Linked DNA regions of Homo sapiens: region 1 is linked to region 2. A link is a loop called in an ENCODE intact Hi-C map of the cell type or tissue named here. Cell type or tissue: IMR-90. All regions are shown on one strand. Links, peaks and the distances in the headings refer to the core of each region. The heading gives the core; the rest is flanking DNA. Region 1 overlaps DEPDC5 (DEP domain containing 5, GATOR1 subcomplex subunit). Region 2 holds the start of LOC124905158 (small nucleolar RNA U13).

Evidence for each region. Hi-C counts contacts between places; a loop is a spot of excess contacts. Peaks named below come from ENCODE experiments on the same cell type or tissue, not always from the same donor. Only the 100,000 strongest peaks of a DNase experiment are listed, where the experiment ranks them.
Region 1: it touches region 2 in a loop (2.7-fold over the local background); 15 of 110 quality-filtered maps call a loop at or near these places.

Annotation. Positions count from the first base shown.
Region 1 is chr22:31,828,521-31,831,336 of GRCh38, forward strand. All of the region lies in intron 24 of DEPDC5 (DEP domain containing 5, GATOR1 subcomplex subunit), which reads left to right. Among named protein-coding and RNA genes, the nearest start is that of DEPDC5, 76 kb to the left of the region's middle. RefSeq lists an enhancer at 517-1,716. In IMR-90, for the core only: a CTCF peak has its summit at 1,213; DNase peaks (open chromatin) are centred at 1,131 and 1,711; H3K27ac peaks cover 639 bases.
Region 2 is chr22:31,951,021-31,953,836 of GRCh38, forward strand. The region is part of intron 1 of YWHAH (tyrosine 3-monooxygenase/tryptophan 5-monooxygenase activation protein eta); the gene reads left to right. It overlaps LOC124905158 (small nucleolar RNA U13), which reads left to right and starts at 2,384; the gene lies at 2,384-2,486. In IMR-90, for the core only: a CTCF peak has its summit at 1,264 (motif pointing left); a DNase peak (open chromatin) is centred at 1,641; H3K27ac peaks cover 313 bases.

The DNA.
Region 1 (2,816 bases), core at 237-2,736, 120 kb before region 2:
CTGAAGTTAGCTTTCTCTCTACTGAAGCATGATTTAATTTTTCTCTAATGCTTTTCTTTCTTATAACCTTCTTAAACAATTAACTAGATTCCTTTTTTTCAAAGACTTGGGTAGTCTTTTTCTCCTTGCTTGGTTTTTAAGTGACTTTCCTTTCAAGCCATCCTCAGTTTTCATGGAACATGTTTTGCCTTCTTCAAACTCACTAAACTCTTACCCATTCGAGAAAAGTGTATTGAACTCTAGGCACTGTGCTAAGGCCTGAGAAGAAACAAAAACTACTAAGACACTGACTCTCCCGACCTCAAGGAGCTCTGCTTCCTCATGCACTTGGGATTCTCTTTCAAGCAATTCCCATGTGGGGTAATGACGATGAAAGGAAAGCCGTCTTGTGGGGGATTGAACTGTGAATGGTTTCAGTGTGGTTTGAACATGTGATCTCTGCTAAATGAGGATGTGCTAGATGAGGGAGTGTGCTGTGATGAAAACAACCAGGATCAGAATTCCCCCTGCCCCTCACTGGACTTTCAAGCTGAGGCTCAGGTTCTTCATCTGTGTAATGGGCATAAAGATCCTCCCCTTCCTGACTGCCTGTCCCACAGAGCGGTTGTCTGGATCAAAAGTAGGTTGGGTACATTATGGGCTAGATTACCACATAGAGTCCTTGTTTTGGGACAAGGTGGGGTCTGAATTCACAACTGGTTAACATTTCATTCATTAAAAAATCAGAGAAGACTGGCGCGGTGTCTGACGCCTGTAATCCCAGCACTTTGGGAGGCCAAGGCGGGTGGATCACTTGAAGTCAGGAGTTCGAGACCAGCCTGACCAACATGTTGAAACCCCGCCTCTACTGAAAATACAAATATTAGCTGGGCGTGGTGGCGGGCGCCTGTAATCCCAGCGACTTGGGAGGCTGAGGCAGGAGAATCGCTTGAACCCGGGAGGTGGAGGTTGCAGTGAGCCAAGATCATGCCATTGCACTCCAGCCAGGGTGATAAGAGTGAAACTCCATCCCAGGGGAAAAAAAAAATCAGAGAAAAATCCAAACAGAGAAACCTTATCTGTGACCCTACCTTCACCTCTTTGCACCATCTGCAGGCACTCAAGCGTGACTCAGTCTTTCTCCTGCATTTGGACATGATTCATATGTGAATCATGATTCACAGGAGTATCATCTCTGTGGGTTTCCCTCCCAGCCCCACAGAATTTCATTTGGAGTGTTGTTGGTGGGGACCTGGTAGCTGCAGTCTTCACTTGTTTTTCACCCTGCTGCCCAGCAGAGACAGGGCAGTTGGTGTGACTGGGCAGATAGTTTTTATCCCTCTGTATCTTTAACTGGGCACCATTTTAGAAGACTTGCTAGTAAATGTCTTCCTTTATTGGAGTTAAATCATTTTGAAAAAGAAAATAAGTGGATGCCATGTTTTCTTTCTCTTTAGTGTTGAGGCTTAGAATCTGCAACTTGATATTTGTGTTGAATATTAGGTGCATGCAGTATATTTGGCCTGAGAGCCAAAGTAAAAGTAACTCATAGCATACTGAGACTGGATGGAAGGACCTCCGTCATTTCTCCAGGCCAGGTCAGTTTTTTTTATGGGTAAGTGCTGCCTCTGTAGCCCAGAGAAGAGAAACCACTTGCCCCAGGCACAGGCTTCTAGATATGGGCTTGGAACTAGCCCTAGAGGCTCCACACTGAGTAACCTTTTTGACCTTGAGGTTTTCAGCCAGAGAACACATTCACAATTCTGAACAGATGTCAAAAGAGACAGAGCTGAGATGACTCTTACCAGCATTGGCTTCCGAAGTCTATGTCTGGCTTTGAACTTTGAGTGTGAGACTTCATTCCCAAATGTTGGGTTGGAGCAGAGCTGGCTGACCATGAGGTTTCACCTCCATCATTGCAGGCTGGTGGGACTCTTCATATGCCAACAGCAAGTCTTTATGACTGAAAATAAGACCTCAGAGAGCCAGTGGGAAAGGCAGTGTGTTGGGCTTGAATTACAAGGAAACTGTGTGTGAGTAGCTTCCTGGAAGTCCTTAAAATATTTGCTTAAAAGCATAATAGCTTCCTGGAAGTCCTGAAAATATTTGCTTTTTCGGGGTATGCGTGTACGTGTGTGTGTGTGTGTGTGTGTGTGTGTGTGTGTGTGTGTAGGTAGGTGTGTCCACTAGAGATGGCACAGATCTACTTTTGGCCTAGGATTCAAAGCTGCTCTGTTAAGTTGAACTATTTCTTTTCTTTTTTTTTTTCTTTTTTTGAACTCTTTATTAGTGTAAGAATTTGAGTTGTCTTGCAGACCAAGTCTAGAACAGGTTTTCTTTAAAAACAAAAACAGGTGATCAAATGAGCAAACTTGGCAGCCAAACCTGGGAGGTGATATGGTAACAATTCTGTTATTGCTCAGAGTGTTTTGCAAATGCCAGTTTGCCTTCATACCAGTTCTCAAGCTAAATAAGAAAATCCACCTCGTTGCTTCTTTATAATCATGCTTTATATTTGTATGAAAATGAAAGTTGTCAGCCAAGGTTTTTTTTTTTTTTTCCAGAAAATTTAGCTCCAAGTGGCTTTTGGCTATTGACAAAGAACAGATAACATTTCAACAGCTAAAAATTGGTGCCCCAGATGGATAGTCAAGAAATAGAGCATCTGTAAAGTTGAGCAGAAAGAATCTAAATTCAGGTTCCTCCTACTTACTGTGAGATCTTCAGTAAGTTGCTTAACTTCTCTGAGCCTCAGTTTCTTTATCTGTGGAAAAGGATCATACCTACCTCATATCTACTGGTGTGGGTTTGAATTAAATGAAATACTGTATTTGTCT
Region 2 (2,816 bases), core at 23-2,522:
TAGCTGGGATTACAGGTGCACGCCACCATGCCCAGCTAATTTTTGTATTTTTAGTAGAGATGGGGTTTCTCTATATTGACTGGGTTGGTGTCGTACTCCCTGGCCTCAAGTGATCCGCCTGCCTTGGCCTCCCAAAGTGCTGGGATTACAGGTGTGAGCCATCACACCTGGCCCCTCAAACCCTCAAACTGACTTTTCTCACACAGACACACACACATACACGTACACACACACTTCTGCCAAAGAAGCTTAAAGGTTTTATGATGTGGTTATGTTTACTTAATCATGAGAATCATTTACTCATATCAAAAGCAAGCTGGTTGATAGCATGTAGGTGTGGGTAGCTATAAAGGATGAGCCCATAGCATGTGTGGAGCTGTGAAGGATGGCAGCATATTCGAGTGAGGTAGCATTACCCCTAACTTAGGCAGCTATGGCCTGGCAGCTCGGGGGTGGCATTTTTGTTTGCTCAGTGTTACTTTTGATGTTGGATGTTTCCCAGATTGAGAACTTTAAATTTTCCTAAATAGTCCCTGTACTGTTTTTGGCAGTGGATCTATTTTTACTCACACACATAGTTTTTTGCCTTGTGAGTAGTGGGTGGAGGCCCTTAGGGGTTTTTGGGTAAATGAATAGTGTCATAGGAAGATAAGTGAATGATCAGCAGGCCAGGTCATTTTTGACATTTAGTAATGTTGGGGGTAGTCCTGGAGCAGAGAAAATGTGTGAAGTGAGTGCCCTGGGGTGGGGACTAGGTGTAGCCAAAGGCTGTTTGGTCAGGACGTGAGTAAAACTGGCTGACAGGGAAGTCCAATCCTTAAAAGAAATGGAGAGGAGGGCCTTTGTGCATGGGAAGAGCCCATCAGTTTAAGGTTGTCCTTCAGGAAGGGTGTAAGTAGGATTACAGAGGGTGGGAAGGCAGGCAGGACACCTAGAAAGCAGAGAGGCTGTGAGCAGGGGTGGCGAAACCCCTGGTTTGTGGCCCGGTGAAGACTCAGTGCCTAGTGTGGCTACACTGAGGGAAGGTGCCGTGTGGCAGAAATGACTGTTGTAATCTTGGTGTTAGAGCGGAAAGAGGCTGAAAACTATTGTCTAGGCCTGTCTGTAAAATTCTGTCTTGTTGTTGCTTCATGTTCCTGATTTGTGGAGATGCAGCAAATGTGATTTCATTAGATTTTGCAGATGATCTTAGGTAGCATGGTCGGGGCCTGGAGAGCATCCATTACTCTGTGTTGCCACCCGGTGTTTGCCTCTCAGTACAGTTTATGACTGAACTTTTCATTAGTTCTCCTGGCTCCTGTATTTTGGTATTTGAAGTGTTGGGAACTGGTGCTAAGTATCATCCATCAAGATTGGCTATCCATCTTTTTGTTTTAATGGACTGTCTGATTTTACATGGGTCTATAATTTTCCAGTCTGGGAAAAACTCAGTTTTCTTTAGTTATCTGGTCAAGTAGTAAGCCATCTTCATTTCATGTTTCCTTTTGTTAACTGAATTATAACCCAGGAGTATTAAAAAATACTGTATTTAAATGTATCCAGTTATTTCCTAGTTAGGCTCTGGCTGGGGTATTAGGAACAATATTTGCTTGCTGAGATATGTTAGTCACCCTCAGCTAATGCTGATAGTGATTCATTCAGACTGGCAGGCAACCAGATGATTTTTACATAAACACTAATACTCCCAGTAAATGATTTTTCTTGTGAAGGTGTCATCATAAATACTGCCCAGTAGCCTTTTTTGGCAGCTTATTCCTGATGGAGAAAGAATATGCTTACAGATACACCCAAACTTCACGTTAGTAGGAAGCCCTGCCACACCTTTTATTGGTGCACAGGAAAAACGAAATCATGGAACATTGGAGCTGAAGGAGGCCTTGGAGATCATTTGGGCTAATCCTGCTTATTTTACTTTGGATGTCCAAAAAGGTTGTGATTTGTTTAAGGTCACATAGCTAGCTCAGACTAAACTTCAGATGTCTTGGGTTTAATAATTATACCGCCTTTTGTGTTATGCAAGCATTCTGTATTATACATACATGTATTTCAGATTTGTACTCACTTTAAATGATATACTCTGGGAAGTTACCTTGGTGTATCTTTGCCAGTTTCACAGAAGCAGCTTTGTTAGTCACAGGAGGAAGTATATTGTGACTCCTTATGGATATTATTTGTATTTTAATGCCAAATGGCCTTAGTTTAATTACTACAAGATGAAAGGAGCTCTCCAAATTCTGTTGTTGCCTTATGCTTTGTTTTATTGAATATTGCTCTAGAAACGCAAGTCATTCTAGAGGATTCAAGCATTCTGAAATTTATCAGAATATTTGGGATGGAATTTTGATTCAGAAGTGTTGTTCGTTAAAAGACTAAGTAGTTACTCATCTTTTTGTAGTTCATAAGTGTGATGATTGGGTTTTGACATGCAGGTGTGAGATGTGCCACCCTCAAACCTTGTTACAACATAGACATGTGACCCTCTGATGTGGGCAAAAAAAGACTAAGTTATTAAATATTTACAAAGTCTCTATTTTCCGTAAGAAAATGTATGTAAGTGTTTAAAGGCACTTACTGGAGGAGGAAACTAGTGGGGTTATAGGTGTTCAGCTGGATTTAAGGGGAGCATGGATTGTAGATTCATGGTAGACTGGGGCAGATCACAGTGAGAGGTATGGAGACTACTAATGAATATGTGAGGATGAATAATGAGAACCCTGGCTTGACCAGAGTGGAGGCAGCACCCCTGGGGAATGGTCAGGATAGCTGTTAGCCAAAGACCACACTGAAGAAAGAAGTGGGTAGGCAAAGGAGAGACT